Regions from separate parts of the Homo sapiens genome. Here region 2 is linked to region 1. Evidence: chromatin loops called from intact Hi-C (ENCODE). Cell type or tissue: heart right ventricle. All regions are shown on one strand. Each heading gives the region's core, and the rest is flanking DNA. Links, peaks and the distances in the headings are about the cores only. Region 1 overlaps ANKRD44 (ankyrin repeat domain 44). Region 2 overlaps ANKRD44 (ankyrin repeat domain 44).

Evidence for each region. Peaks named below come from ENCODE experiments on the same cell type or tissue, not always from the same donor. Only the 100,000 strongest peaks of a DNase experiment are listed, where the experiment ranks them.
Region 2: a loop joins it to region 1, with 2.5 times the contacts of the local background. A loop is called at or near these places in 15 of 110 quality-filtered maps.

What each region holds. Positions count from the first base shown.
Region 1 is chr2:197,003,715-197,019,648 of GRCh38, forward strand. ANKRD44 (ankyrin repeat domain 44) reads right to left here. Exons shown (of 28, transcript NM_001195144.2): 18 at 9,797-9,998; 19 at 5,230-5,317; 20 at 4,092-4,209; 21 at 1,980-2,196. It also overlaps the pseudogene HNRNPA3P15. Among named protein-coding and RNA genes, the nearest start is that of PGAP1, 85 kb to the left of the region's middle. In heart right ventricle, for the core only: CTCF peaks have their summits at 8,517 (motif pointing right) and 8,728; no DNase peak of the experiment used is centred there; H3K27ac peaks cover 370 bases.
Region 2 is chr2:197,176,685-197,192,618 of GRCh38, forward strand. It overlaps ANKRD44 (ankyrin repeat domain 44), which reads right to left. Exons shown (of 28, transcript NM_001195144.2): 2 at 10,339-10,422. Among named protein-coding and RNA genes, the nearest start is that of ANKRD44-AS1, 13 kb to the right of the region's middle. RefSeq lists an enhancer at 9,856-11,055. In heart right ventricle, for the core only: no CTCF peak of the experiment used is centred there; a DNase peak (open chromatin) is centred at 8,487; H3K27ac peaks cover 1,447 bases.

The DNA.
Region 1 (15,934 bases), core at 4,520-12,519:
CAGGTTTGCGGCCCGCCATTATAATCAGCACTCTCACTGCATCCTTCTCCTCTTGTAGGTTCTCCAGTGCCAGAGAGCTCCCACAGCTTGACCCAGATGGGGGTCACCCATTAGTAGGTTAAAAAAAAAAATCACAATCCTCCAATGGCAGGAAGGGAACAAAACCAAGTTGAGGAAATAGAAAATTTGGCTCTTACTGAGCAGAATGAATGAAAAAAGAGGACCGTAGTGAAAACACAGTAAGAGGTCTTAAATTGATATAATTAGAACACACACACACACACACAAACGCCTTTTGTGGAACTATTAATGGTTTCTAAATTAAAATTTTAATTGACTAATTGAAAATGTAAAAAGAAAATTATAGAAGCAAAGTAAAAAATACATGGGAAAATATCCATATAATCTTAGGGGTAGGAGACCTTTTGAAGAGAGACTGGAAACCTGGAAACCATACAAAATCTGATAGGATCTTGGTTTTGTTCATTGACATATTTCAAGTATCTAAACAGTAGCTGCCATTGTAGTTATTCAATACATATTTGTTGAAAATATAATAGAAATGTATCTCTGTAACTGATTCAAGTACATAAAAGCTCAAAATCTCTAAGTGGAAAAAAACATCCTAAACAAGGAACAAAAATATTCATATTTCTAAGACATTCATATCATTAAACATTCATTCATATCACATTCTTATCACCAAGACAAGGTGCTCCCACAAGCATACGAGAAAAGATAAATAGCTCAATAGGAAAAAAGTGAACAGTGGATGGAAAAAGTAATTTCTAGAAGAAGAAATACAAATAGCCAGGGTACTATTAGATAGGGAAATGCAAATTGAAACAAGAAGATACCTTTTGCCTCTCAAATCGACAAAAATTTAAAAAGGTGTTATTCTGGGTTGGCAAGCATGAGGAAAAACACTAACTTTTATACAAATGTTTGGTGAAATAATAAATTTTGATATCCTTTTTGCAAAATAATATGGTATAATTTATTAAAATTAAAAAATACACAAACCCCCTTACTCAATAATTTTATTTCTGGAAACTTATCTGAGAGAATTTATGGTACCATAATATGGACATGCACATTGCTGCATTGCTTGTAATAGGAAAAAAGAAATCTGAATGTCAATCCACAGAAACCTGGTTGAATAAATAATAAGTTCTGGTATACATATTGCTATGAAATAATATACAACCATTATAAGATCAATCCATATTGATACATATTGACTTGTAAGAATATCTGCAATACAATTTAAACACCAACAAAAAATTATAGAATGGCTGCTATTTGTTCTATAATTCCAGTTTCAAAAAATATACACATTAATTTATAATTATTTATATTTTCAAAGGAAAAATTATGAAAGATGCACACAAAATTACATTAGAAAGTAGGTTTAGAAATGGAAACAATTTTACTTCAGATATTTCTGTACTTTGGAATTGGTATAATTAGGATGCATTTTTAAATTAAGTGAAATACAAATTTAAAAATCTCCCAAATAATAAGTACAACAAAATAAATAAGGAATATGAAACACAACAAACACCAAAAGATGAACCATGCATCTACTAGTAATCAATTGTGACAGGTTATTAAATTATATACATATATTTGGTATTAGTTTTATTATTTTAATCCCTTGTGGGATCCTGGTTATATTATATAGATCAGAAACCCTGAATAAAATTGGTCATTTAAGCTTATCGGTTCTGATTACGGTTAAGTGTTAATGATTAACTAAAAGGGGAAAGTGAACTTTTACTCAGTTAAGGCATCACAGCAGCTGTGGAGGGGTGAGAACTATTAAAAAAACAAACAAAATACACAAAAAAGATATCTTGGATGCAGAAAGATTAGAAACCATGGTTTGCAGAATTACATAAGGCTCTCACCTCCACTGAGCTCACAGTGGTCCTGGGGTAGGAAGTCTAGTGGAATCAGTCAAATGATAAGCAACTCACCATTGTAACAAGCCCAGTGCAGCGGCGTGTAGCCTTGGTTATCTTTGAAACAACAGTCCTCCTCAGAAAGAGCCATTTGGAGCAGCTCGCTCAGCCACGTGGCGTGGCCACGAGCAGCTGCATAGTGCAAGGGCGTCCTCCCTCTGGAATCTTTACAGAGAATTGACACTTCTTGTTCCAGCAGCATTTGCACACATTCCTCGTGTCCTGTCATAATCTGATGCATTGTAATTAAAAACACAAAACAAACCTCAGAAGACTAAGGAAGCAAAGCAGTTGGCTAAGTGAGGCTGGGCTTAGAGCAAGTGGACATATGCCTGGGTCTTTAAGGAAGGCAGACTCTGTCCTATTTCAAGGGCAGAAGGCAGGACAACCTCAGCAAAATTCATAACAGAAAAATCTGTGAACATCAGCATTTTCGAAATATCTCTTGCCTCTCCTGACAACTGTGAAAGATATCATGATGCGGCCGGGCGTGGTGGCTCACGCCTGTAATCCCAGCACTTTGGGAGGCCGAGGCAGGAGGATCACTAGGTCAGGAGATCGAGACCATCCTGGCTAACATGGTGAAACCCCATCTCTACTAAAAAAAATACGAAAAATTAGCCTGGCATGGTCGTGGGTCCCTGTAGTCCCAGCTACTTGGGAGGCTGAGGCAGGAGAATGGCGTGAACCTGGGAGGCAGAGCTTGCAGTGAGCCCACATTGCGCCACTGCACTACGGCCTGGGCGACAGAGCAAGACTCCATCTCAAAAAGAAAGAAAGAAAGATATCATGATGCAGCAGTAAACATGAGTTTTAGAATCAGGAAGATCTAAGTGAAATCTTGGCACCCCTGTGACAGGTCAGTTCGCCTCTCCATCCCTCACTCTATTCACCTATATATAAGAATAGTAATAACAACTTCAGAGGACGTTGTGAGGACTGAGATAACAGATGCAAAGGCTCTCAGCTTGTTGTACAGCACACAGGAAGCAACTGAGAAATAAAAACTATGACTGTGACAATGATCACATAGCGTTCCTCTTCTCTTCATTTATCAGTGTACTTGGTACCAGCCCAAAATAGCAATTTTATGATTTCTGCTTGTGTTTACTTAGTTTATTTGGCATGCTTTAAAAAACAGTTCAGAGGGTGCAAGTGGCTAATGCCTGTAATCCCAGCACTTTGTGAGGTGGAGGCAGGAGGATCACTTGAGCCCAGCAGTTTGAGACCTGCCTGGGCAACATGGCAAAACCCCATCTCAACAGAAAATACAAAAATTAGCTGGGCATGCTGGCATGCACCTGTGGTCCCAGTTACTGGGGGGAGTTGAGGTGGGAGGATCATTGAGCCTGGGAGGTGGAGGTTGCAGTGAGCTGAGATTGTGCCACTACACTCCAGCCTGGGTGATAAGAGTGAGATTAAAAAAAAAAAACCAAACACTTCAACAGATGTGTGCAAATAATTGCCCACAGGATACATATTTTGGCATTATTTGTAAGGACAAACAATTAGAAATTGCATAACTACTGAAAACCAGGTAATCATTGAAATAAACTATGACACTTGAACACAATGAGGCATTAAAAATCATGATGCAGAAAAAAATGAAATGAAAAAAGATCCTTGATATACTAAGAGAAAAAAGCAGAATCCAAATGATATCTTCAGTATTCTCTTTTTAAAATCTAAAACAAATCTATATATAGAAAAAAGATTGGAGATAATATACATCAAATAGTGGTTATCTCCAGGAGGTATGATTACTGGTGATTGTGATTTTCTTCTCTGGGCTTTAAAAAAAAATATTCTGCAAATTTTCTATGATATACTTGTATTTTGTAGTCAGAAAGCAGAACCAATTTCACCAGCAGTAGGTGTTCATGCATCTATTATCACAATCTAACATGAAATCTTAAGAGCAAAACCTTCCATTATTTTGCCTTTGCCAAGGATTTTGTAATTTCTTTTGGACTGAATAAGGTTAATTGGTTGTATTAGGAAACAATTTTTGCTAAACATTTTTTGCTAAAAATCCAATCAAAGTAGGCCCTTTGTAATTGTTTGCTAAAAAAGAAAACAAGCTCATTAAAAAAATTGCTTGACTAGAGCTGAGAAAGATGTACATACCCCTCTGTGTAAAGCTGTGCATCCTAGGATGTCAACAGTGTCTACGTTGGCTTCCTTTTCAAGTAACAATGAAACAGCGTCAATATGTCCATATGCTACTGCAAGCATCAGTGGTGTTCTAGGCAGAGAGATAAAGCAGGCTTTTAAAAAGGAGATTTAAAAAAATATTCATCACTACCAGTAGGAAGACATTCTCTTTCTCCCATTCTCTTCCCCTCTCCTTTTGACAATTTCTTAATATTTTCTAAGTGTCCCCAGTTTGCTATACAATATGCAGAACAAGCTATCTGCCTCTGCTCTAATGGCCACATGGAATGTTGTTAGTGGAATGATCCCTAGGGATGAGGCAGGGGAAGCTTCCTTTTCAAAATATTCATGTTAATCCCATCATTTTCAGATCCATGTAGCATTTACTAGATATCAAGGGCGGGGAGTATGTGTATGCAGAAGCCCCTCTTGCTTCCATCAGAGCAGCTCTACTTTGTAGTATTCTATGTTGGACTTCTGCTAAAGATTTCATTTACACAAAGCTTCTTTCCCTAAAGAAAAGTCTGTCAAGTCTCCGGGAAAGAATGAAGTGTTGTGATGCAAGAGGGAGGTGAGATTCTGACTATCACACTGATTCACATGCCTGGGGCTAGTCACTGCTGACTTTTGCTCTGCATTTCCTATTTGTAAGAGAAGATTAGGTGGGGAATATGCCAACAGAAGGAAATTACTTTGAAAAAGCAAAGTTGAGGAAGAAAAGGCATCTGAAGGATTTTAATAATAGAGATAACCTCATGAGGTCTGTCCTATTTATTAATTAGAAAATGGCAATGGTGTAGCAGCTTCAGAAGAAGGTAAAAATGGGCGGAAAGAGGGAACAAAGGAGAGAATATAAATAAGAGCCGGGAAACATGGCCACAGCCCTTAAAAAGGTGATCCTTTCATCAAGACATGTGCACACCCACTCCTTCATGCTTTTCTTGGATATACGCACTGTGACTTAAAGCCACCTCATTGTGTATTGGTCCTGGTCCAAATATATTCCTCCAATTTCTCGGTTCCGCAGTCAGCCTTGTAATGATTTAAGAAACCAACCAGGTAGCTGCTGTGATTGAAATGTCAACCCAAGGCCACGTGTGAGCGCACTTACTGTCCTTTGGCATCTTTCACATCGACCGCCTCCGGGTTGTCTGCAATTTCTAGCAACAGCCGTAAACACAGTGTGTGACCATTAATTACTGAAAAAGAAAACAGTGGACAGTCTTTTAACAGAACAACACTACACATATCTCTTCCAAATGACTTTTTCTTTTTTTTGAGATGGAGTCTTGCTCTGTCGCCAGGCTGGAGTGCAGTGGGGCGATGTCATCTCATTGCAATCTCCACCTCCCAGGTTCAAGCTATTCTCCTGCCTCAGCCTCCTGAGTAGCTGGGATTACAGGCATGCACCACCATGCCTGGCTAATTTTTGCATTTTTAGTAGAGACAGGGTCTCACCATCTTGGCCAGGCTGGTCTCGAATTCCTAGCCCCAGGTGATCCGCCAGCCTCGGCCTCCCAAAGTGCTGGGATTACAGGCATGAGCCACCAAGTGACCTTCTGAGACAGAATCTCACTCTGTCGTCCAGGCTGGAGTGCAATGATATGATCTTGGCTCACTGCAACCTCCGCCTCCCGAGTTCAAGTGATTATTCTGCCTCCCGAGTAGCTGGGATTATAGGCATGCACCACCACACCCGCTAATTTTTGCATTTTTAGTAGAGATGGGGTTTCACCATGTTGCCTAGGCTGGTCTTGAACTTCTGGGCTCAAGCAATCTGACTGCCTTGGCCTCCCAAAGTGCTGGGATTACAGGCATGAGCCACCGTGCCTGGCCCCAAGTGACATTTATTTGGACTTCAAATCAGTGGTTTTCCATTGTTGCCGCTGGATCCCCCTCGGCTTCCAGCTCAAGGTAGTTTCCAGGCAGAGTGCCTCTGTGTTAATCTGTCTTCCCCCTTCTTCCTAGCAGGGTGCATTGATCCCCACCTTCCTTTTCTAGTTCCTGTGTTGAGGGTTTTTTCTTACACTTGGGGTCCTTTCTTATCTCCTGTCATGGGACTAATAATCTCTCCCCACTAGTCAGCTCCCCTTTTTGTTCCTCTGAGTCACCCAATTCCATATAATCATACTGTATCTACCCTGCCTCCAACCCCTTTAAAAAGAAGGAAGAAGGGAGAGAAGGGAGTGGAAGTGTGAGGGGAGCAGGAGCAGGATGGAGGAGGAGGAGGAAGGCGAGGAAGGAAGGAGAGAAGTGGAGGGGAGAGGGGAGACGGTCAGAAGGGAAGGGAGTAGGGACCTGGGGCCGCCTCTTCTCCCAGGTCGTTTTACATTCTGAGGTAGATATTCAGAAGAGGTATTCCTGCAATAGCTCTGACTGATGGGTGGTGGCAGAAAACAAAACCTCACGCCGGCTGGGTGTGCACGCTCCATCCGCTCACTGTTGAGTGACGGTCCCTCAGCCCCACGGTCACCGAGCCACAGGCGGCGCTTTCTCTGACTTCCCAGGCATCCTCGTGCCTGGCCGAGGTGTGACTGGGCTCCCTGGGAGCCCTTTCCTAGGCCAGACTGGGCCTCCCCCTGCCCCTCCTCGCCCAGCGGACCGAGTGGGGGCCAATGTGGGCAGGAAATGCGGCCCCCATGCGGGGCAGGCCTGGACCGGCTGGGGCGGGAGCACTGGATGCACTCCTGTGCACACCAATTCCAGGCAGCTTTAGAAGGCTGTAGTGGTCCCACAGGGGCTGGGAAGCAAACCTGTGATGATAACCTCAGGGTAAGCTGCTTTCTGCCAGGCTATTGAACGCAAACCAAAGCCTTATGATAGGCATGACTTCCCACTCAGGGAGTAAGATGAGAGCAACCGTGGTTAAAATTCCAAATGTGACCTTCTCTCCTCTCTAACAATGAGAAGGCCACAAAGTACATTGTATTTGCCACATTATGGATGTGGAGAGAGAAGGGAATAGACGCCGCTATGTGAGGTTGATAAAGGCTCTCCTAAGAGCTGCATTTTACAGACCTTTTATTTGCTTGCCAGCCACGAGAGAATGCTAATTTAACAATGACACATTTTTTCAGGGACAATACATACATACTGGAATTAGCTTGCATTCATCAACAGCACTCAAATGAACTACAGGAATAATGTGCACATTTTGTAGACCATTGCATTCAGCTAATTCTCAGCAACATTCCATTTATGTATCTCGGGAGGAAATTCTGTGGATTGGAGTACAGGTAATATGTCGTTGCTGCTGCTGTTATGTTTTTTGTTCTTACAATTACACTAAATCTGCTACCATTGGTGAAGTAGGCAAGAAGTTTAATGTATGGCTAAAAGGAAATGACTGGCAAAGGACTGACAGCTGAATACTGCAGATGGCAGGTTCATGAACATGGAAAAACAGCATATTTTGACTGGTTCCTCTTTCTGTAGCAACTTAATACTCTAAATAGTCATAATCATAATAGTTCAAGTGACATTTGATATTTGGCTAAACATAAGAAGAAAAAAATTATCTAACTTCATATAACTCACCCAATGTGTTAGATAGCAAAACAGTTTCTACAGTTGTGCTTTTGTTTTGTTTTGTTTTGTTTTTTGGTACAGTAGCTTTTTGAACTTAGCTAATAGCCCTCAGGTATTTTTTTTTTTTTTTGAGGTAGAGTCTAGCTCTGTTGCCCAGGCTGGAGTGCAGTGGCGTGAACTCGGCTCACTGCAACCTCTGCCTCCTGGGTTCAAGCGATTCTCCTGCTTCAGCCTCCCGAGTAGCTGGGACTACAGATGCACACTACCATGCCCAGCTAAGTTTTGTATTTTTAGAAGAGATGGGGTTTCACCTTGTTGGCCAGGCTGGTCTCGAACTCCTGACCTCAGGTGATCTGCCCTCCTCGGCCTTCCAAAGTGCTGGGATTACAGGCATGAACCACTGCGCCCAGCCCCTCAGGTAAATCTAAGTTCCCCTGAAGTTGGTAGCCAAACTTAAATTCTCTTTGGCTTCCTACACACTACATTTCTTTTTCCCCAAATTGCCTTCTAGCAAAAAGATGCTAACATCTTTAGCTCTGCTGCCAAGTTCAGCTTTGTCTCAGACCAGCTCAGCCTCTTCCTATGAGTGACAACCATTTTTCACACGACTCAAAGACTACAAACTGTCACTCCAACTATCTGTGCCAAAACCTCTCATACTCGTCCTGGCTCTTGCTCCTCATAGTGCTCTGAGGATTTGAAACTCAAAATATTGGCCTCTCAAAAAAGTTGAAAAAGATTTTGGGTAAGCAGATCCTCAAAGCACACGCTAAAGCTTCTGCACAGTAGACATTTTGTGAACAGTCCAGTGACAGTGTCTTTTTAGTGAATGACAGGAGGAAAATCCAAGCTGACTGAGTCTTCTTGACCACTAGGGGGCTTCACTGGACCACAACCCATATCACACTGGCAAATGAGTGAAAATGATTGTTCTTCATTGTTTACCTGTTTATAAGGGCGATTTTCCACAATCAAAGTAGGCCCTTTGTAATTGTCAGGAATTATATAATAACAAAAATAGGATGCTTCTCTTAAAAATAGCAACTAATCTTTTAAAAAGGAGGACAAAATTTGAATTTTATAATAATAACAAGAATGGCTGGGGAGAAAAAAGACTAAATGTGATGAGAAATGAGAATTTATAATTCAACCACACCAACTATTACTAACCTTATGGCTAACGTTTTTTTTTTTTCCAGCAACAATCATTTCCAAGTAAGTAGGCAACAATTAGGTTTTTTCAACCTCTGTATTGTTTTTCTTCAGTGGCTTGGAAATTCAGGGACATAGATGGAAATAGTTTTTTACAAGGTCTATCATTCTGGGAAAATTTTCCCAAGTAACAAGAATCATAAAGTCTTTTGAAAAAGTATCTTCACTTATTTGCTTCCTCAATACACCCATTTCACCAAGTAAGACAGTTATTTATCGTTACAAAATGTTATCTACTACCCTAATCAAAGGCTGATATCACTGGATTTCCTGAGCCAAAGATATCTATGCCTTAGCTGAGCTAGAGACTCTTCCATATTACCCTTATGTCTGTGTATATATCTAGAAGTGTCTTGACACAGGTTTTCATGGGCATGGAAGAAAAATCCCAGAAAAGGCAAATGACTTTCTTTTTGATATATACATGTACTTTTAAAGCGTCTTGATTTTTACATCGATGTGTAAAAAAGCTAAGAAACATCATTTAGGCTGGCAGAATGATGTACTGATTGCTGCCTTATGATTCCTTATGCGAAATAGCCCTGAATACATTAATATGAATATGAAATAGCCATAAAACCTGCTATTGGTTTTATGCTTTCAAATACTGTTTGATTTTGATGTATTTTGTTCTATGTAACTTGTTCTGAAGATTGCATTACACCTTGCCCTTTGTTCAGAATGTTTTGTGGTAGCTTTTAGCCAAAAGTTCTGAACTCTCTTTTGAGTTAACAAGGCCAGAGCACCTGGCCAGAGAACACCAATCACCTCCAAGAGGATAGCAGGCCAAAAGCATTTTGGAAGTGTGGAAGTGCATCTGATGTGGAAAGAAAATTGATATTTAAAAAACTGGGATGAAAGAAGATGCTGCTTTCCTTCTATTAAAACTTACGAACAAGCCACAAAACTAGGGTAATCAGGCCCTTGACAAGACCTACCTGAGGCATGAAGTGGGGTTCTTTTGGTTACATTGTCTTTCACAAAGATGGATGCGCCCTGATTGATAAGCGCTTCCACACATTCTGTGTGTCCTTTAAAGGCAGCCAGATCCAGAGCAGTGCGGCCTTTCTCATCCCTGATGTCCAGGTCCACCAACGACTGCAGAAGGACTTCCAAGGCTTGATGGTGCCCATTGTAGGCCTGCAAAGAAGAAACCAATGGCTCCCATGCTTGCTCGCTCACCTCAAATCCCGCCACAGTCCACAGGAGGGGCTGGGCTTCCTGGGCCATGGATAGAGACCACTCCCAAGAGCACGTCAGAAAAACACTTGGAATATTTATTAAAACTCAGGCAAGCTGGAGAGTTAGACTGAAACACTACAATGCACAAACCTCACAGTTCCATATGAGTTTCGTGTTCTTTCTCTTTTGTCACATAATTTGCTCCAAAGACACTGAATGTATTAATGTATTCTTATATTTATATCTACTGATCTAATCATCTAATATAAACTAACAGCTGAATGAATTACCATATTCTTTTATCTGTCAGTTCAGTCCTAAACATATTGGCATAATCAGAATTTTTTTCCAGGAGTCTTTTCTGATAACAAACCTGGGGGAAAAATTACTAAAAACATTGTGGACTTTGAGATACAACAGAGGCATGTAGATGTTCTGTTATAGGCCAATTCTATACTAATTTCTAACTGTGTGACCTTAGGTGAGTTTCTTAATTTCACTTAGAGTTTGTTTCTTCATGTATAAGATGAGAGCAATCAAAGCTGCCTCCTAGGGTTGCTGTGAAGATGAAATTGCATAGGCTTTGCAAAATATCTTGCATGTAGCTAGTGCCTCTTTTCTCCTTTATTTCTTCCCCTGATTACAATGAAAAACATTTCATTATAGAAACAATTATGGAAATACACTCCATGTAGCAGCACTAAGTTCAGACCTTTTATGAGGTCCTAAGCTATGTTAAGATTAAGAGGCTTGTCAGACACGGTGGCTCACACCTATAATCCCAGCACTTTGGGAGGCCGAGACGGGTGGATCACTTGAGGTCAGGCATTCGAGACCAGTCTGGCCAAAATAGTGAAACCTCGTCCCTACTAAAAATACAAAAATTAGCAGGCATGGTGGCGGTGCCTGTAATCCCAGCTACTCGGGAGGCTGAGGCAGGAGAATTGCTTGAACCCAAGGCGGAGGTTGCAGTGAGCTATTATCACGACTCTGCACTCCAGCTTGAGTGACAGAGCAAGACTCTGTCTCCAAAAAAAAAAACAACAAAAAATGATGCTTTGTACCATCAAAAAACAAAACTAAAAGTCTGAAAGATAATTTTTATTGAGTCTATAAGTTAAAAAATGTATTAGCTGCCCCCCACCCCACCTCTCCACACACAGGCAAAGGACACTGAAAATAAGAGAAGGGAGCTCAGGTTATATGGGGTGAAATGGGTATGGGGGACATGGTCAAGAGCAGTTGAGAAAATTGTTTATTGGTGGCCTGACTCTGAAACTACAGATGATACTTTAAGAGAACATTTTGAGAAATGGGGCACATTCACAGGTTGTGTGGTAATAAAAGACCCCCGAACAAAATGTTCCAGGGGCTTTGGTTTTGTGACCTACTCTTGTGTTGAAGAGGTAGATGCTTGACCACATAGCATTGATGAGCATGTAGAGGAACCAGAGAGCTGTTTCTAGGGAAGATTCTGCAAAGCCTGCTGCCCATCTAACAGCGAAGAAAATATTTGTTGGTGGTATTAAAGAAGATATAGAGGAATAGAATTTGAGAGACCATTTTAAAAGGTATGGCAAGATTACAACCACAGAAGTTATGGAAGACAGGCAGATTGGAAAAAAAGAGAGGATTTGCTTTTGTAACTTTTGATGATCATGCTACAGTTGATAAAACTGTCATTCAGAAACACCACAATATTAATAGGCATAACTTGGAAGTGAAAGAGACCCATTCTATACAAGAGATGCAGTCTGCTGGATTGCAGAGAGGTCGTGGAGGTGGATCTGGCAATTTTATGGGTGGTAGAGGAAACTTTGGAGATGGAGGAAGTAATTTTGGCTGTGGTAGAAACTTTGGTGGAAGAAGAGGCTATGGTGGTGAAGGTGGTGGCAGCAGAGGTAGTTATGGAGGAGGTGATGGTGGGTGTAATGGATTTGGAGGTGATGGTGGCACCTATGATGGTGGTCCTGGTTCTAGTGGTAGAGGGGGCTATGGTGGTGGTGGACCAGGATATAGAAACCAAGGGGGTAGATATGGTGGTGGGGGATATGGTGGTTACAATGAAGGAGGAAACTTTGGTGGTGGTACCTGTGGTGGTGGTGGGAACAATAATGATTCTGGAAATTATAGTGGGCGACAGCAATCAAATTTTGGATCCATGAAAGGGGGTAGTTTTGGTGGAAGAAGCTCAGACAGTCCCTATGGTGGTGGTTGGGTCTGGTGGTGGAAGTGGTGGATATGGTAGCAGAAGTTTCTAAAAACAGCAGAAAAGGGCTAGAGTTCTTAGCAGGAGAGAGCGATGAGTTGTCAGGAGAGCTGCAGGTTACTTTGAGACAATTGTCCCAAATGCATTAGAGGAATGGTAAAAATCTGCCACAGGAATGATCATCCATAGTCAGAAAAGTTACCGCAGCTTAAGCAGGAAATCCTTCTTGTGCAGGACTGTCACAGCCACCGTTTGCAAAACGTCCAGCTATTAATTAATGCAATGTAATGCCATTTAGATGTACATTCCTGAGGTATTTTATCTGTCGTAGCTTTATCTTTTTCTTTTTCTTTTCATTACGTCAGGTATATTGTCTTGTAAATTGGGGTAGTGGTATGAGGATTAAAAAATTAAGGCATTTTTAACTTTCAATATTTGTGTAATTCCATTTTTCTACATTTTAATACAGAAACTAACAAAATGCAGTTTTGAAGGTGTTTCCTTGTGAGTTAACAATAAAGAAGATCACTATTAATTACTATTTTGTATGAATTTTATTAAAGTTAACTGTAAAGAAACAACTGCTGACTTACAGTTTAAAGGGAATCTATTCTCCCCATTTCCAAACCATGATCTGAATGGGCACTGACAAGTGGAGAGAATGGATATCTGTATGTTTGCAATGTGTGTTTTAGATAAATAGGACTGGAAATTAGCATATTTGTGAATTTAATAGCATTAAGATTACCTTCAAATGAAAAACAAAAACTCAGAATTCACAAAAAAAAGAAAAGAAAAGCCTGATTCCAGTGTCTTCAGCAACCAAGTCTCCTCTTATGTCACTCGCACTTTTTATTTTTTTACTGCAGCTATTACTCAAGATACAATTTGTTTGAAAAAAGGCTCAGCACAGACAAAAGACTAATTTCCTTAATATATAAAGAACTCTTGGAAACCATTTTAAAAACTAGGAAAATACGCAAAAGGCATGAAAAGGCAACTCACAGAAAAAGAAATAAAAAAGGTCAATAAATATGAGAATATGTGAAGAAATAAGTAAAATTTTAAAGTATGATTTTTCACCTACCAGATTGGCAATGATTAAAGTTTGGTCATGCCCAGTATTAGATAAGACACTGAAAAAAGCAATCATACACTCTGTTGGTGAGAGTATAGATTGGTGTGACATTTGTCGAGGGTGGTTTAACAAAATCTATCAAACTTTTTAAAAAGAGAAAAGAAGTTGCAAACAGTACTTAAAGCATGATCTCATTTATATACAAAGCAAATATATCTCATATATATAGGCTTCTATATTCATAGAAGATTTGTAGAAAGATACAAAAGAAGCTATCAATGGTACTTACTCTAGAACTAGGAAGTAGAGTAATAAATGCATGGACTTATTTTACCTTATCTTTTAAAATATGGTTTGAATGTTTCTTCCTGAGTGTGTGTTAACAATGACAATAACAAAAACTACATTGAAAAGGAGACAGAGGAATTAAGAGTACAGATACATTAAATATTTTTTTCTCATTACATTATGTTTGTGAATGATTTTGATTATGTTACATATTAAACCTATATATCATTTATAATAGGTAGTATAACAACTCATGCTGATGAATCCCAAAAGTATATCCCAGTCCCACTTCTCCCTTGACTTCTCAACTTGTATGTCCAGCTGCCTATTGATGTTCCCACTTGAATGTGTAATAGGCATCTCAAACTGAAATCTCCCTCCCAAAACTTGCTCCATCTGCAGCCTTTACCATCTCAGTAAATGGCAACTTTATTCTTCTAGTTGTTCAGGCCCCAAACCTTACAGTTGTCTTTGTCTTCCCTCCTGTTAAACCCAGGGCTATTGCCCTGAACAAGGAAGGGCTCTGGATAATAGAGCCAGTGGGTGTTGAAAAATAGCCCTTCCCCTCCTTGCTGCCCTAGTACAGGGAAGTGTCTGCTGAAAGCAAGGGACACATTTGCTAACTCACATGGAGATGTCATTAGGGTCTCAGGTATCTGGCAGGAATCTGGCCTAATTCTCACAAAGTGCTGTATCAATGCCACTTTCAGGGCTCATCATTTCTATTCTTTCTTTAAAATACGTCCAGAATCTGTCTTCTTCTCACCGCATCACCAACCTGTTTTGCCAGGATTACAGCAAAAGCTTCCCTTCCTATCCTTGTCCCACTGCAATCTGTTATTAATGCAACCATTGGGTGAAATCTTTTAAACTCGAGTTGGGTCACATCATTCCTTGCTTAAAACTAGCCTATGACGTCTTCCCTCACTGATACCAATATCCAAAACTTTCCATGACCAATCAGGCCCCCAGAATCTGGCCTTCCTCTACCCTCAGTTTCAGCATGTCCCCTCACTCACTCTGTTCCAGCTGCACCAGCCTCCCTCTATAGTTAAATAGCTGCATGTCCCCCTCTGGGCCACTGCATCTGTACTTTCTGCTCCCTCTGTCTGGAAAGCTCTCCCAGTAATTCTGCTCAAATATCACCTTATCAGGGGGGCTTCCCAGAGCAGCCCATGTAACATATAAAATAGGCTCTGCCCTCCACCTCACACATACTCCCAGATACTCTCCACCCCACTAATCCTGCTTTCTTCTGCTTCATAGCACAAAACTGATATCAATGGATATCTGTTATGTATCTATTGATTTGCTTATTGTTTGTGATTGAAGGGACTTAATGTGGGTTGTTCCTGCTGTATTCTAGAATCATGCCTGGCACACAGTAGACACTCAATACTTACTTGATGAATAAATGAATGAATATAATGACTACTATATTTATTACTATTTTTGGTAGAAATATGTTTTTTAAACAGCAATTATTTTTTGAGGGTTTTTTATGTGCTGGGCACTATTTCAAACATTTTAGCATAAATCCCAAACATCTTTTCTTATAGATGAAAAAACCAAAACAAGCAATGTTAATTAACTTGTCCAAGATCACTTAGTTAGTAAGTGACAAAATCAGGATTCTGAACCCAGAATCTGTCACTACTAAATCTCACGCTTTTAGGTGCCATCTTACAATTTTCCCCAGTAATTCCATTTAGTTGACTTCCAGACAAAATTCTCTTGTCTCTATGTGGAATAGAGACAAAATAATGGTGACAGAATTGAATAACAAATATTGAATCAGAAACCTAAACCCTTTCTATAGAAGACTCAACACAGAAATGCAGTGGCTTGAGCGGAGCTATGAAGCGAGAAGGTACACTTCTGGGACTAACCTTTAGACTCTTGCTCTTCTACTACACACAATGCCTGGCTTGAGACAGGAGAATGCATTTCTAAAATAAATTGCTAATAGATATGTCTAACTTTCTGATCTGTGCTTGTTATGCAAACCATAGCTGCACAGGATAGTAAGTCTCTATTCTAACCTAAACTCTGAAGCAATAGCTAACTTTTATGGAGCACTTGCTGTATGTCAGGCAGTATTGGGCATGCATTGCCTCACTGAATTCTCACAACAACCTATGCTCTGCTCCTGTTATTCCCATTTTGCCCAGGATGACACAGAAGGGCAGAGATGATAACCAGCTCTCCCATGGTTACACAGCCTAATGTGGAGGAGCTGGGTTTCAAAGGTGGACCAGGCTGACTCCCAGAGCCCAAGCTGTGAGGCTTTTCACTAGTGAATATGGAAAGGGCGCAACA
Region 2 (15,934 bases), core at 4,322-12,321, 170 kb after region 1:
AGCCTGTGTTACATGCAGAAAGACTTTAGAAAGTACAAAGTGAGAAACCCATTTATACTATCCTACACTGCCAGAAATAGCCTTCTGAGCAGACAGTTGGCAAGTGACCCGGGTATAACCAGCTATGCAACCTCCTGGTAAAAAATCTTACCTACCTCTCCAACCCCCTAGGCTTCTTACCCTAACTGAATACCATATACACATTTCAGGTCTTTTAAAGTCAGTGTTTCAAGGGTATAATAATAATAATAATAATACATCTACAAACTTACAGTTGGAAGGCCCTCTGGCTGTCATAATCATATAGTTATTTAACATTTGAAACCTAAAGCAATAGGTCCTTGGTAAAAATCAGGGCCGGCACAATTAGTTGATCTAAAATATACTTTATATCCTTTTCATTTAAACATGTCTTTTAAGAATAATCTGGGTATGTGGTTACCTCTGCCCATTCACTTTTGAAACGTAAGAGTTATTACTTTTCCAAAAAGCTTCTTAAAATTTTTCTGATTACGTTTTTTCATTGTAAAAGAAATTGGAAAGTAAAAGGTATCTGAAAAGTTTTAATTGATTTTTAGCTTGAGCAAAACTAATAATCCATTTTCCATAATTTATTATATAAAATGTGATGATGGTAGAAGAAAGAAAAGAATTCTACTAAGATGGCAACAGGTCCCACCAACACCACTTCCTCAGGGTCCAGCTAATCCCATGAGAAGAGCCCTTGCAATATGTAAAAGATGGGAGCGCCATTATGCTTGTCACCGTGAGTAGTAAGTACCACGCCACTGAAATGTGCTCTACACTTATTCAAACTGACAAATACAATGAACACATTTTAAAAGTCAAATCTTTATAGTAAAGCAATTTGGGAAGCTAGTTTGCTTTCTCGTGAGTTTGTGTGTGTGTTTGTGTGTGTGTGTGTATATATTTATATAAATTTTTTACCATTTCTAAATATAATACATGGTCAGTGTAAAAAAACTTTAATAATACATAAAGAAATAAAGAAAAAGGCAAAAATCCCACCACCAAGATTCAGCTATAATTAATGTTTTGGAGAATATTCTTCTAGATTTCTTCTTCTATACCCACAAATACACATGATATCTGCTGTTTAACAACTGTTTCACTCAAAAATATATCTTGAAGAGCTTACCTTTCAATATGTAATAAATACATATGCAGATAAATACAAAGCACACTTTTTAAAGATAACATGATACAACCTCATGTGGATGTTCTGCAATAAATTTAAGAAATAACCTATTGGTTGTTTGCAATTTCTGGTTATTATAAACCAGATAGCAACAAACATCTTTTTGTATATATAGTTAACCAATTATTTCTCTTAGGGTGAATCCCCCACAGTTAGAATGTTGATGCATACTGCCAAACTGCCCTCCAAAGGGTAGTACAAATTACTCTCCCCAAAAAGGCATCAGAGTGGTTGGGATTTGATTTTCATCTTTGCCAACTGGAGGGTCAAGAATGACACCACGCTGAGCACAGTGGCTCACACCTATAATTCCAGCACTTTCTTTGGGAGGCCAAAACAGGAGGATAACTTGAGGCCAGAAGTTTGAGACGAGCCTGGGCAACACAGCGAGAACTTGTCTCTACAAAAAGTTAAAAAATTAGCAGGGCATGGTGGCACACTCCTGTAGTCCCAGCTACTTGGGAAGCTGAGGCAGGAGGACTGCTTGAGACCAGGAGTTCAAGGCTGCAGTGAGCTATGGTCATGCCACTGCACTCCAGCCTGGGAAACAGAGTGAAACCCTGTCTCTAAAAAAAAAAAATTTTAACTAAAAAAAAAGAATGACAGTATATCATTGTTTTATTTGAATCCTTAGATGCCATGTGAGGTTGAGAAAAAGATAAATAACCAAATAAAGAAATGGGCAAAGGACATGCAGAGGCCACTCACCAAAGAAAAAATGCAAATAGCCAAAAAATATATTAGATGTTTACTTGATTGACAAAGGTAACCACCTTTTCCATTATTTTTATCTTTTCTATTATGCTTAGAAAGTCCTTCCCCATACCAAGATTGCAGAAATATTTTCCCCTTTTTGTATTCCGCTGTTTTCATCTTTTTATTTTCTACATCTTGAATTTACCTTGGTATAAGAAATTAGGTAAGGATTCAGCTTTACATATTTACATCTATCTAGCAGTTGTCTCAATGCCATTTATTAAATAATCCATTCCAGCCCCAGTGATTTAAAATGCTTCCTTTGGCTGAGTGCAGTGGCTCACGCCTGTAATCCCAAAACTTTGGGAGGCTGAGGCAGGAGGATCACTTGAGCCCAGGAGTTTGAGGCTGCAGTGAGCTATAACCACACCACCGCACTCCAATCTGAGTGACAGAGAGAGACCCTGACTCTTAAAAAAAAAATGCATCCTTTATCCTATACCAAATGTCCATATATAGTTGCTTCTAATCCTGGACTTTCTAGTCTGTTCTACTACTTTGTCTATTCCTGTGCCATTAACATACTGTTTTGATTGCTATCGTTTTGTAATTTGTTTTAATATATTTTATGAAACCCTCCCCTCATCAGTTTTCTTTTTCAAGAGTTTCCTAGCTAGTCTCACATGTTTATTCTTCTAGATAAAGTTTAGAATTATTTTGTCAAGTTTCCCCACTCAACTCCTACCACCAAATCGCCCTGAATTTATACATTAATTTCAAACAATTACCATCTTAAGTATTGTCTTCTTTCTACCTAATAATGTGCCTTATTTATTCACAATTACATCCTCTGTCCAAATGCGTATCTAATATGAAGAAAGGGCCATATCCTTTATGTTTACATGCTCAAACTACTTACAAAGTACATTTTTAATTCTTATATTTTTCTTTGTACTACAAAAATGTCCAGTAATTGCAAAATAATACTAATGCCATACACTTGAAATGTTTCTCCATAGCTCCAAAACATCCATCTCTAGTATGTGAGGGTACAAATCATATACCATTATAAGATTTGTCTCTCTTTTGGAGGCTGGGTGTCTGGCCTCCATGTCCAGTGCTGGAGAGCTCAGGCCTCAAGCTGCTGAGCATCCTCCATAGGATAATTAGTGATGATGCAAACCAGACCTGCCTTTGCACATTTTAAATGGCCGTGAAGCCACATCTTTGAAGCCTGCTCAGTGCTGCCTGGAGTTCATAAATCATTCTTTACAGGGTATAGGTCAGGGCTTCCAAACTACAGCCCCACATCCTGGGCAGGGGTCCAACAAGGGGGGCGTGGATGAGAGTGGATGGGGAGTGTGACAATATTGTCAGGCATGTGCTGAGAGATGGGCACCTACCCTCAAGACAAAAAGCACCATTCTCAGATCTGTGAAAAAACCATCAGCTTTCCTCCACCTCCCCCACCCCGGCCCCTAATCAGCGAGCCAGAAACAGTGTCAACGTTTAAAGTGCAGGCCACTGCTCTTCCCAGAACACTGGGGCCCTTGGCTTCGCAACCATGGCATTTACTTTCCAGATGCATGTGGCCAGAGAAACCTTCATCACTGAATATTTGCTGATCTCATCCACAGTTAGCAAAACGGTGACCTGCAGGCCGGATTTGGCCCACGGATGTGTTTTCTTTGGCCTGCACATTGTTAGGTCATCTTTTGGAACCGACATTTAACAATTTAGAGATTTCCTGTATTTTCTCTTAAAAGTCTGAAAAGCCTGGGCCACACTGCACCTGCATTCCTGCAGGGTGCTTGATGAGAGCTGAGCCATTCATCACTCGTGATCACTGTGCACTTCTATCATTTATGGGACCTGAGTGTGCCACCGCCATTCCCTGCAGCCTCCTTACTCCCAGTGGTTTCTGATTCAGGTCTTGTTTAGAAGGTGCCCAAGTCTCTAAGCCGGCAAAACATCTCAGTCCTTCATCTTCATATCAAATTATTTATTAAAAAGAAAAAAAATCAAGTAGGATATATGTAGGTGAGAAAAATACATAAAAATCTAGAAGTTTAAAAAGCTGGGCTACATAGTTTGTATTTCTAATGTTTAAGAGTCTTAGACATAATATAATCAAGCAGAGAAAAACTTAGAGAAAAACTTAAAGAAGATATTAAATTGATCATCCCAAGTTCTTTGAGTGGAGCCATATTGAGTCCTTCTGGGTGGATTTTTAAAATATACTCTATTTTAAAAGAAATAGTGCAACACTTCAACATACACATACACATGCATACATATTACAAGCTTGCTATTGTAAATGTGCCTTATTTCTTTGAAAAGTCCCCTCATCATATAGTGTCTATTTTTTTTCTCACTTGGCTCTTGAGATTCAATAATTAATCCATCTGAATTAATTCCTGTAGTCAAGAATGGCAGCTGTAATAGGTTTCTCTCTTGTTTACTATACATTCCTTAGCAACATAAGCTTAGCTTGCACCTCCAGATTTATTCCATTGTATTCACAAAGCATCCCATTTTGGAACTGGAGAGAGTAAGCAAAATACACCAATCTACTTGGGTCAAATCCTATTAGAGCAAATAATAAGTGTTAACAGCTTTACAAAAAAAATTTTTTATAAAGTAGATGGATTAAAATGATCAACTTGGGGACAATTCAACTGAAAAAAGGATATTTTTGAAACTACTGAAAACAAAATAAAATGGAGGATGCACTGGATATTAAATGATATTGAGGCATCGTTGTTAATTCTATTTGGTATGATAATGTGTGTTTCTATTAATGATACTTTAAAAAACGAAATAAACATCATGGATTTGCTATCATGTGAGACTCACAACCCTTGGGACTATAATCTTTCACAGTTGTAAGAGACTTTAAACATTACCTCGTCCAGGCATGGAGAGGAAGTTTCAATTTACGTGCACTTCAATTTCATAGTACTATCCTGAGAAGAAATTTTAGTCTCTAAGACTCAAAGGAAAAAAAGTGCCATGAACCATTAGCAATGTTGGCCAGGGTCACAAGATAGGAGAATGGGGCCATATGTGCTACCATATTAGTCACCTTTCAAACTTCCAGTCTAGCGGTCTTTCAGGGAGCTTACTTCTTGCCAATTCGACTCATTGCTTCTCTAGACAGCTCTGTCTATTAAGTTAATTCTTATCTTTTGAGCTAACATCTTATTTTCTATAGCTTACAACCACATGACATAATGACAAGCCTAGTCTAGTTCCGTTTTAATTTGACAGTGTTAACTTAAACTATTTGGGGCCATTCTCTTGTCCTCTCCAAGTGTGAAACATCACCAGTTTCTTCAACCACTCTTCACATAGCATGGTTCCCTCCCCATCATCATCATTCACCACTGACAGGCGTCACTTTGTCTCTGTCCCTGTTCCAGTAGGACACAGTAAAAGTGTCCTCTTGACATCACATTGTCATAACATAATCCTCAAAATGCCTTTATTGAATTCAAATTTTGGTTTATAAAATCTCTGCCTTCCAAATTTTGAAATCAGATGCTATTCTCCATCTTGAGCTCAGTTTGGTTAGTCAGGTGGAGGCTTCTAAAATCTTTCTAGCTATCTGCCAAATCTGCGTCGATTTAAATAGATTTCTCAGAGTGTACAATGATCATCCCATATTTCCAGGCCCTGGTATGCCATTAACCACAGAAACCATAAAAAGACTCAGTGTGCCCCTCCTGACCCTTCAGTGGCTCCTCAATTCAATCTACAGATTTTCAATCTTACAAGGAGAATTTCCAGTCTTACAAATGATACCTGAGGGAAACTAACTAAGCTGGATGCTTCCTCTATTCAACAATTTATCCTCATTGGGAGAAATGAACTATAAGCTACCAAAAACTGGCTCAGCATAAGCAATAAAGTAGGGTTGAGTCATTCAGTCAAATGTGCTGCAAGGACTGGACTAGGCGATTGAGCAGATGACAGTGAATAAGATAGTGACCATGTCATCAAGCATATACAGTTTTCCCTCAGTATATGTGGGACATTGGTTCCAGGACCCCCACATACACTACAATCTGCACATATTCAAGTCCCTGAGTTGGGCCTGCAGATCCCAAATATATGAAAAGTCAGCCCTCCCTGTATGCAGGTTTCAGATCCCACGAATGTTGTATTTTCATCCTGCCTTTGGTTGGAAAAAAATCTGCATATAAGTGACCTGCCAAGTTCAAAGCTGTGTTGTTCAAGGGTCAGCTACAGTTTTAAGCAGTAGTCAACAGTGATTAATGCAGTACAAAGAGCTGTGGGAGTTGAGGGTAGAAGTAGGTTTCTTTGGCTGGGTTGAGAAGGTGGTAGAGAAGAGAGCAGAAAGGAAGTGAGAAGTAGGACAACTTAATGGAGGAAGTAGTAGGTATGGAAGGACACATGGAATTGGAAGGGTGGAGAAGTGAGAAAAGGGTGAGAGAATAGAATAAATCTCAATGAGTCAAGTCATGTGGTTAGTGGGGCACAGAGTTTATAAATACTATTGGGGGAAATAAAGTCTGGAAAAACACAGAGGCCAAGCTGAATAAGATGGCTTTCTATATCAGGATCAGTTAATGAATGGGTGATTTACACCAGAGAACATGTGACCCATCAAAAAGCGTGGAGAGGTGAGGGCAGGGAAAGGTGAAAAACTCAGAACCTAGGACAGAAAAGCATAATTAAGTGAATAAATGAGGGGAAAGAAAGAAAAGCAAGGGGTAAGAAGACAAATATGGCCTTCCAAGTTAGTGAGTAGTGGCTCCTGCACTATTTATTTTCCTTCCTTGACATTTAAATACATGGTTATCAGCCCCTTTTCCCCTTTGAAATGCACCTCCAGGCTTAGCTCTCCAATCCTTATGTGTCCTCCATCTGTCTATGCCTTTTCTTAACAACCACTTCTCTTAAACTACCTAATCCACCCCCAGCAAAAATAGTCACTATGACTCATCCCCAAGGGCATTGGCAAAAGAAAACCATGACAAGAGGACATGCTGGATAAGTGTGGGGTCAAATGATCTTTGTACACACCTGAAGGAGCAGAAAGGGGGAGTTAAAGGGAGAGTCTAAAGAGGGGTGAGTAGAACAAAAGGGCCTGTGGATCCCAAAAAGTGGTAACATCAACCTAAGAACTCAGGCCCTCCTTGTGTTCTTTATCCATTCATTCATTCATTCATTCAACCACTCTTGTGTTCATTTCTCTCCCTCCCTCCATCCCCTGCTTATCTGTTGCCACACACCCAACAGCCCACAAAGGCAAAGCAAATTCCTATATATCTCTCAAGCCTCAGGTTACACATCACTTTATCAGGTCCTCATGATTAACCTTCTCCCTACATAGCATCCCGGATTTTTTCTTTCAAAACTGCATCACAGTGTAATTTCTCATTTGTTGACTTCTCTGCTATGTTGTAAGCTCTATCATGGAAAGGGTGCCATCTCACTGCTGTGTCCCTAGCACTGAGCACACAGTCTCAACTCAATACATAACTATGGATGAATAAGACATCTCCCAGACAAATAAGTGGCATCACTAGAATTCTCTAAGACCAAAAATTGGTGTGGCCAAGATTGCTAACTACTCACTAAAATCCATGCCGTCTCTTTGGGGGCACACAGATACACTAATTCCTTACTCTCCCTCGTAGCTAGGTATGGCCATGGCTAAATTCTGGTCCATGGAATATAAGTGGAAGTGATGTATGCTAATTCCAAGCTGACCCATAAAAATCCTTCCATGGTGGCCGGGCGCAGTAGCTCACGCCTGTAATCTCAGCACTTTGGGAGGCCGAGGCAGGCAGATCACCTGAGGTGAGGAGTTCAAGACCAGCCTGGCCAACATGGTGAAACCCTGTCTCTACTAAAATATAAAAATTAGCTGGGCATGATGGCGGGTGCCTGTAATCCCAGCTACTTGGGAGGCTGAGACAGGAGAATCGCTTGACCCGGGAGATGGTGGTTGCAGTGAGCCGAGATCACGCCACTGCACTCCAGCCTGGGCAGCTGAGCGAGACTCCATCTCAAAAAAAAAAAAAAAAAAAAAAATCCTTCCATGCTTTTCCTCCATGCTCTTTTTCCCTTTGGGGTGGCAGGACTGCACACAACCCCTGTGGTGATCTTAGAGGCCACATGTTGCTACCTGGGATCCTGTTTGGAAAAGGACCACCCCTCTAATATGTTCATAAAGAGACCTAAACTTCATACATCATACATCCATCATACATTTAGGGGTCTATGTGTAACAGTAGTTAACCTATCTAATTCAGTGATAAGTTACAACTGAAGTTAGGCTCCCCTAACCTTTACCAGCTAGCAACTGTTTTGTCACTTTCCCAAAAAGAAATGAAGGCCATTCAGGGGCCAGTACAAACTTTTTTGGTATGTATGACAGAACAAAAGTTCCATTTGCTCATGATCATTAGGAAAATATAGTAACCATGGCTTGGGCTTCCCTGGGCTTGGGCCACAGCCACAAAACAGGCTGGGTGGATTCCCGTGATGTCAGAACACTGGAAAGGGAGCTTGCTGGCCTGGCCTTGGCTCAGAAGCACAGGTCGCAACCCGCAGGCCCTGGACAAATGCCCAACTGCCTTCTGGAGTAGCCTGTCCCTGGCCTCATCTGTGCTTACCTTGCAAAAATGTCACAAACCATTGTCCTGTTGTGCTTAGTGCCAGCTGGGGAGAAGCTGCCAAAAGCTTTTGCAAAAGCCACACCAACCTGCACTGCCATGGAACAATGGCTACACCAAATGACTCGCCTTCTGAATAAAGCATTCAGCCGACCAGACAGACGTAATCCACCTCCCTGTGGCAAAGCTCCTCTTACACTGAAGATGTAGTTGACAACTTCTGTTTCTACTTAACACTAGAGACTTTAAAGAGAACTCCTCTCCCTGGTGGACTTCAGTATTTCACAATTGAATTACATTAAGAGAATTAGTAGCATGTACTGTACATAATTGCTTGTTCAACTCAAATCTAGGAAACTACTAAAAGGGTAAATCATTGACTAAATCATTTTACCTTTCTTTATTGAAGGTTTGTTTTTTTGTGTCAGGACCTTCCAGATACAGTGATTCTTAATCTTTTGGGAGTCAGATACCTTTTTAAGAACTTGATGAAATAGTTTGATTCATTTCACACAAAATATGTATATAGTGCACATATCTACTGCCTGTGACTTCAGAGGGCACACAGGATGCCTAGTTCACCCACTGATCCCAGACCCAGAGTCATGAACCTTTTAGGGCAAGGGTCAGCAAACTTTCCCTAAAAAAACAGATAGTAAATATCTTTGGCTTTGTGAGCCACTTATAGTCTGTTTCACAACTACCCAATTCTGCTGTTGCAGTGCAAAAGTAGCCACAGATAATACATAAATGAATGAGTATGGCCGTGTTCCAACAAAACTGTATTTATGAACACCAAATTTGAATTTCAGGTCATTTTCATGTGTCACAAAATATTATTCTTCTCTTGATTTTTTTCTCAACACTTGAAAAATAAAAACCATTTTTAGCAGGAGGCCTGCAGAAAAAAATGTATGATGTACCATAGGTTGCCAACCACTGCTGCAGGGCATGGGTTCCAGGGGTTCATCACCTTGGAAAAAAAATTGCACCTCTATTATCACTGACTTCTGATTGGAATTTAGCATTTCCTTCCACTATGAATGTAGGCCATAAACCACAGTAGCAACATCAGTAACTGTAATGCTGTCACCAGCAGAAATCACAGGTATGTTCATATAACATTAGAGTTGTTGCACACAACTCAAAATACTGATTATGCTCATCACTATATTTAAATTATGCTCACTCTTAGATCTTCTGCTGTATCTGGTTATTTAACCAGATTTTTTTTTTGAGGTAGGGTCTTACTCTGTCAACCAGGCTAGAGTGCAGTGGCGTGATCAAAGTTCACTGCAGCCTCGAACTCCTGGGCTCAGGCAATCCTCCCACCTGTGCCTCCATCACTATGCCCGGCTAATTTTTCTTTTTTTTTTTTTTTTTTTTTTTTTTTTTTTTTTTAGAGACAGAGTTTCACCATGTTGCCCAGGTCTCAAACTCCTGGGCTCAAGTGATCTGCCCAACTCAGCCTCCCAAAATTCTGGGATTATAGGCATGAACCACTGCGCCCAGCCTAAATGTGTTATTTTTTTTAAAAGCACATATATTACCATATTACAAAGTATATTTTTAATATTTGGGTAACTGTATCTCAATAACTGATTTCCATTGTAACCCTAGATATTTTATTTCTTATATAGGGTTTAAGAACAGTGTCCTGAGAAACAGTCTGGAGCTTTCACCAGATATCAAGAGTCCATGGTATATAAAAGGTTAAGAGTCCTTTCCTGCTCCAGGCTAACAGGGCCTGAGTAGCAAAACCACAGTATCTCTTACCAGAGTATTCACATCTTCAGTTTTATGGATGAGCATCCGGATCTCCTCTGGATCACCGCTGAAGATTGCCTGAACCAATGGTGGCTGCAAACACAAGAGAATGGGAATCAGAACTAAAATTAATACATCTGATCACATACAGATGCAGATGGTGAGAAGATTTGTTCCTTAAAAGTTTATTGAACCATTATCAGTTGGCAGACAAAGATGAATAAGACTCAGACCAACCCTTACAAGAAGTCCAGTGGGGGAGATATTTACATAAAGAAATAACTATTATACAATCTGAAAGCCAGGCCAGATAGTCTCTAACCTGAACTATGAACTACAGTGAATGTACCATGAACACCACCCATCACTGAAACTTTGATAGGCCCTTAAATCCCTGACAAGGAAACTACTAAATCTGTGGTTTTGTGCATACAATCCCTGTTATGAATTGAATTGTATCCCCACCAACATTGATATGTTGCAAGCCCTAACCCCCAAAGCGACTGTATTTGGAGACAGGGCCTTTAAGGAGATAATTCAGATTAAAAGAGGTCGTAAGGGTGTGGCCCTGATCCAATAGGACCGGTGTCTTCATAAGAAGAGGAAGAGACACCAGAGCTCACGTTCTCATTCTCTCTCTCTCTCTCTCTCTCTCTCTCTCTCTCCCTCTTCTTCTCCCTCTCTCTCTTTCTTCTCTCTCACACAGGAGGAAAGGCCATGTGAAGACACAGTGAAAACGTGGCCGTTGGTAAGCCAGGAAGAGAGGCCTCACCAGAAACTAACCCTGATTTTGGACTTCCAACCTCCAGAACTGGGAGAACAAAAATTTCTGTTGCTTAAGCCATCCAGTCTATAGTATTTTGTTATGGCAGCCTGAGCAAACTAAGACAGTTCCCTATGATTCCTCTACTTCTTGTTAGACAATGTTCCTTGTTATCCTCAAATAATTCCATTCCTAGAGGATGCTAATGGCCATGTTTCTGGCCACCGGAACACTTTTGTGTCGGTATTTGGAAAACCCTTGAAATCATTCCCAAATGCCTCCCATAGCTTTAGCCAACAAGTACTGTCTTAAACATGATTACATCTACTGCTTATTAAAAGTAAGTGGCACGATGGCAGTTTAGGGAAGAAGAGGGGGGTGTTACCAAGCTCTTATTATTGAACTCATCTACATTAAACAAGACCCCAGCATGCAGTAGAAGGATCTATATAGTGTGATGGAAACACAACCAAAAGAACAGCTAGCTCCACTTGGGTAGGAGGCTGGGTGAAGACAAGGGTGTATCCAAAAAAGCTTAAGGAAGGCACCTTAATGAATAAATATGATTTGCTGACAGGGAAGGAAGACAGAGGAGGTACAGGTGTGCAAAGGTGTGGATGTGCAAAGAACCTGATATGTTACTGACCAGAGTGTGGGGTAAAAGAGGAACAGTGGCAGGCTTTAGGGTTGATGTTGGGCTTGCCTGCATGGCAAAAAATGCTATTCAAAGCCAGTCTCACACTTGCTAGCCACATGCAAAGCCCATTTCTACATGCAACTTGGGGGTGAGCATGATCATCGCTGCCTAACCTCCTCATGGGATTGTTATTAGGATCAAATGAGGTAGTACATGAGAAAATGTCCTCTAACCAGACAACCCTACATAGATGTTTTCATTAAGAAATGTTTCACGATGACAAGATGGAGTAGTTGATAATTTTCTTTTAACCTTAAGATCCTTGGTAATTATGCACACACACACATTCACCCAAAATTCTAGAAATATCTTAGTCCTAGTAGTCGATTAGATGACAGCAGTTTCCCCAATGTGTCTGACCATAAGAATCACCGGAGATGCCTATTAAAAAAAATAGTCCCAGATCCCTTTCCTAAGGATATAATACATTCAGGGTGGGGACCTGCAAATCTAGATTTTAACAAGTACCTATCAATTCTTAGGAACTGGTGGCAAGCACTGGCCTCAGGTGAAATCACTAGTGTCACATACCTTGACCTCACCCTGTGATCTGCTGTTGGGAATGTGAGTTGTCATTTTCCCTATAAACCCTCTTTTCTCTTTTTATCCTCCTGTTGGCTTTCTTACAGGTTATGTTGCTGTTTATTGCTAGTTTGGGGGACCAATATAAGTACTATCAGTAAGACAGAGTAAGATTCCTTGAGGAAACACTATGTAAAAATGTCAAGGTGCAGAATGGATATTTCAATATGCCAGGAATTTGTCCATGGGTTTCTCCTCTGCCATAAAAATTCCCAGCAAATGAACATATATCTCTTTTTCTTTCTCGAAAACACCCTCTCAATTCTGCTTCTTGACAAGGTGTATGGATAGTTTCTGAAATTGCCAACAATTAAGTAGCAGGAAAGAAGTCTTGAAAAGAATACAAGTTTACTGCTAGTTCAGTCTTAGCTACTTACTCTGCTTAAAGACAGGCAGATCCTTCCACACTCCCCCTAACTACCTGCTAACCAAGTCTCCGTTCGGGTTACATCTGCCCCGTGGCAAGGACCACATTTCACACAAGACACAGAGCCAGACACAAATTCAGGGTTTCGACAAAAAAAAATATTGAATCTTGTTTATCTGCTCCATAATTCTCCATCTGCTGTGCTCATGGCCAAATGCTCATGTGTGCATTTCTGCCTTTTTGGACCTTAAAAGAAAACAAGCAACAAACCTCCACAACCAGAGAACGATAAGTAGAGGCAGTGTCTGACAAGATTTTCATGTTAAATCAGGAGTAGTCAATCAACAGCTGAACAGTTAAGATTCCGGGGAACAAACCCAACACAGTAGTTAATGCACCACTACTTAGTCACTTTAAGGGAACATAATGAGGTGAGCAGAGTCTCCCAGTTGCGAGTGTACGGAATACATACATTCTGTTGCATTCACTCCGTCCTCACACTTCTGAAGAAAGGCAAGCATTCCAAGCTATGGCTGGAATGTTACCAAGGAGAGGCATCCCAAAAAAGCTTCCAGAGAAGGGCGCCAGCACAGTCCTCAGCAGGGAGTGGTGCCTCTGGGACTAATGCTGCTAAAAGCTACTTTATAGAGAATTGTCAAGGCACAGAATCCCCAGGAGCCATTAGGAAGAAGAGGCTGAGCTATCATTATAACTCTTCCAATACTGAAGTCACATATATGCATACATATGCACCTAGGTACATATGCATACCTATCTACACTCAGGCATGCATGCATAGAGACACATGTTGAGTCATACACAAACCCCTTCTACTTCCCGTGGAATAAAAAAGCAGCTGTTCTCCACATCCCAAAGCCTTGCTATATGGACATCTCTAGCTCAACTGTGCCATGTGGCTACTGAGACATCGCCTTCACAATTATGAATTTAAGCATCATGGGATTTCAAACTAGAACTTCACAGATAACGTGCTTTGCTTCAACTGAAGCTGTGTGTTTGTATGGATATAATTACTGAATGGAATGCATAATGATTCTTGAGCAAGTAATATTTATTTTTTAAATATTATGACTGCTTCTTCTTTTTTTCTCTCCACACTCCCAAAAACATTCCCAGAGAGCACTTTGGCACTCCTTTTTGTTGGAATTTTAATGAGATCCTGCTGTTTTATTTTTCCCCAGGTAAACACTTAACCTAAGAAAAAATATTGGGGAAAAGATATATCTAAATACTATATTATATGATGTTTAAGGCAAAGAATATTCTAATTACAATATTCTTGCTCATAAGTATTAAGGACATATATTCTGTTGTTCATTAATTTGGCAACCATCATAACTTTTGCAGCTTTTGTCTTAACTTAAATAAGGCTTAGAAGCAAAGTCCTACCTGCACAAGAGCAGAGTCCCAAGCCTTGGCATATACAGATATTTCTTTTTAAAGTTTCACACATTTTAGCACTAGCATATATAACACGAGTGCTTTGTGTACAGTAGGGTACAGAGTTGAATAAATACAAAATTGTAACAAGGGTCAAAATTGAGAAAAACAAATAGTGGTAGGAAAAAAGGAGATTCAGATACCATGAAATCATTGATCATCATCCCCTAAAGAAATTTAAATTCCTAAGAGAGGTATGCAGTCTTTTTAGCTTCAATTGCTAGAATTTTCTTAGCATGCTTAGCAGCTGCAAAATGATTGTCAGTGCTGCAGATATTGGTGCAGTGCCTCTGGTAGATTCAGAAGACAGAAGGACACTTCCTGGGCCAAATTTACCAAAAGCACAAGTGGGATTTGTTGTTCAGATGGGACCTGTCCTTGCCTTCAAAATCACCAACAACTAGCCCCCTACTACCTTTCCAGGAGTGTTGACGGCTGCCTTCTAGAGGTGAATGTCTGCCAAGCTGATGACACTTGACCCCTCTAAGATAGAAATGGGGAACAGAAAGACCCCTTGATCTTATAAATTTTGTAGCTGAACTTGCTAACCCTTGGAACTGAAATCTAATCAGCCGAAAGCCACTTTCTCTACCCACATCCCCTATCGGCACATCCAATAAAATATTCTGTTTTTATTCTCACCCTGAAAACAAACTGGGAAAATACCAGACTTCCAAAAATAAAATGCTAAATCAAATATGTACTAGGGATAGTTATTCTCAAACTTTGAAGTAGAGTCAAAATTCCACTAGGGGGAGCAAGATGGTAATTTGTTACCTGGGAGGTAAAAGCAAAGGTTCAGGATGTGTAATTAAGGAAGTAAGGTAATTGAAAAATCCACTTCATTAAAAACATAAAAGAACTCAAGCTTCTGAAAGAGTTCTTAGTCATAAGTAAACATGCACACCATGCACATACTAAAACAAACAAACAAAAAAACACCAAACACAAAAAATTCCTATTGATCCCTGAGGATCCAGGTTTTAGAAATAAGAATAAAACTATCTAAAACCTACGTGCTAAGGTATCATTTTCATCATCTGTGAAATCCAATTCAATTATTATGTCAATTCCATGAAAAAAATATGCTACTGATGTCATCAGACACACCCTCCATTTAAGAATGAAGCCCATCATGGGTTCTACAAAGAGAGCCAAGCTAGTTTAGAGTATCCACTCCATCCGGCTATGAAGTCATCAATGCCCTCCCACATCCCGCAAAATCCCCTAATGAAACCACCATTTTGATTTTTGCTAAAACCACTGTATAGTATATTTCACTTTCCCTTTGCCAGAGTTGCATGCTCTGTACTAATGAATTGGCTTTGGAAGATAGGCAGAGTGACAGAGGCTGTCATTGAGCATTGGTAACTACAGTCAATGGTAATAAGCCCAAGCAGCATCCAGGGATGCTCCAGCATTTCATTCTAGATCCTGGTGTGTTGCTTGTGTTTTTCTGATTAGATCGGGAAAATAAAGACTCCAAGTCTAAAAGAAAAACATTTTGCATTCCAATCAGAAATGGGTGTTGGGAATCAATCAATAGCCAAGAAGGAAAATTTGATATTCCTAAACATCTGTCCCTCCTTGAGCATTCTGAGTACATATGTCATTAAAGTAAGATGGGAGTGTGTTATCAGTAGCTGATAGCTGATACAGCAATAATCTAGCCATATGAAGCCATCAACTTATATGAACAAGCTGAAACACTTCGTTAGGTAACAACTGTTTTTTG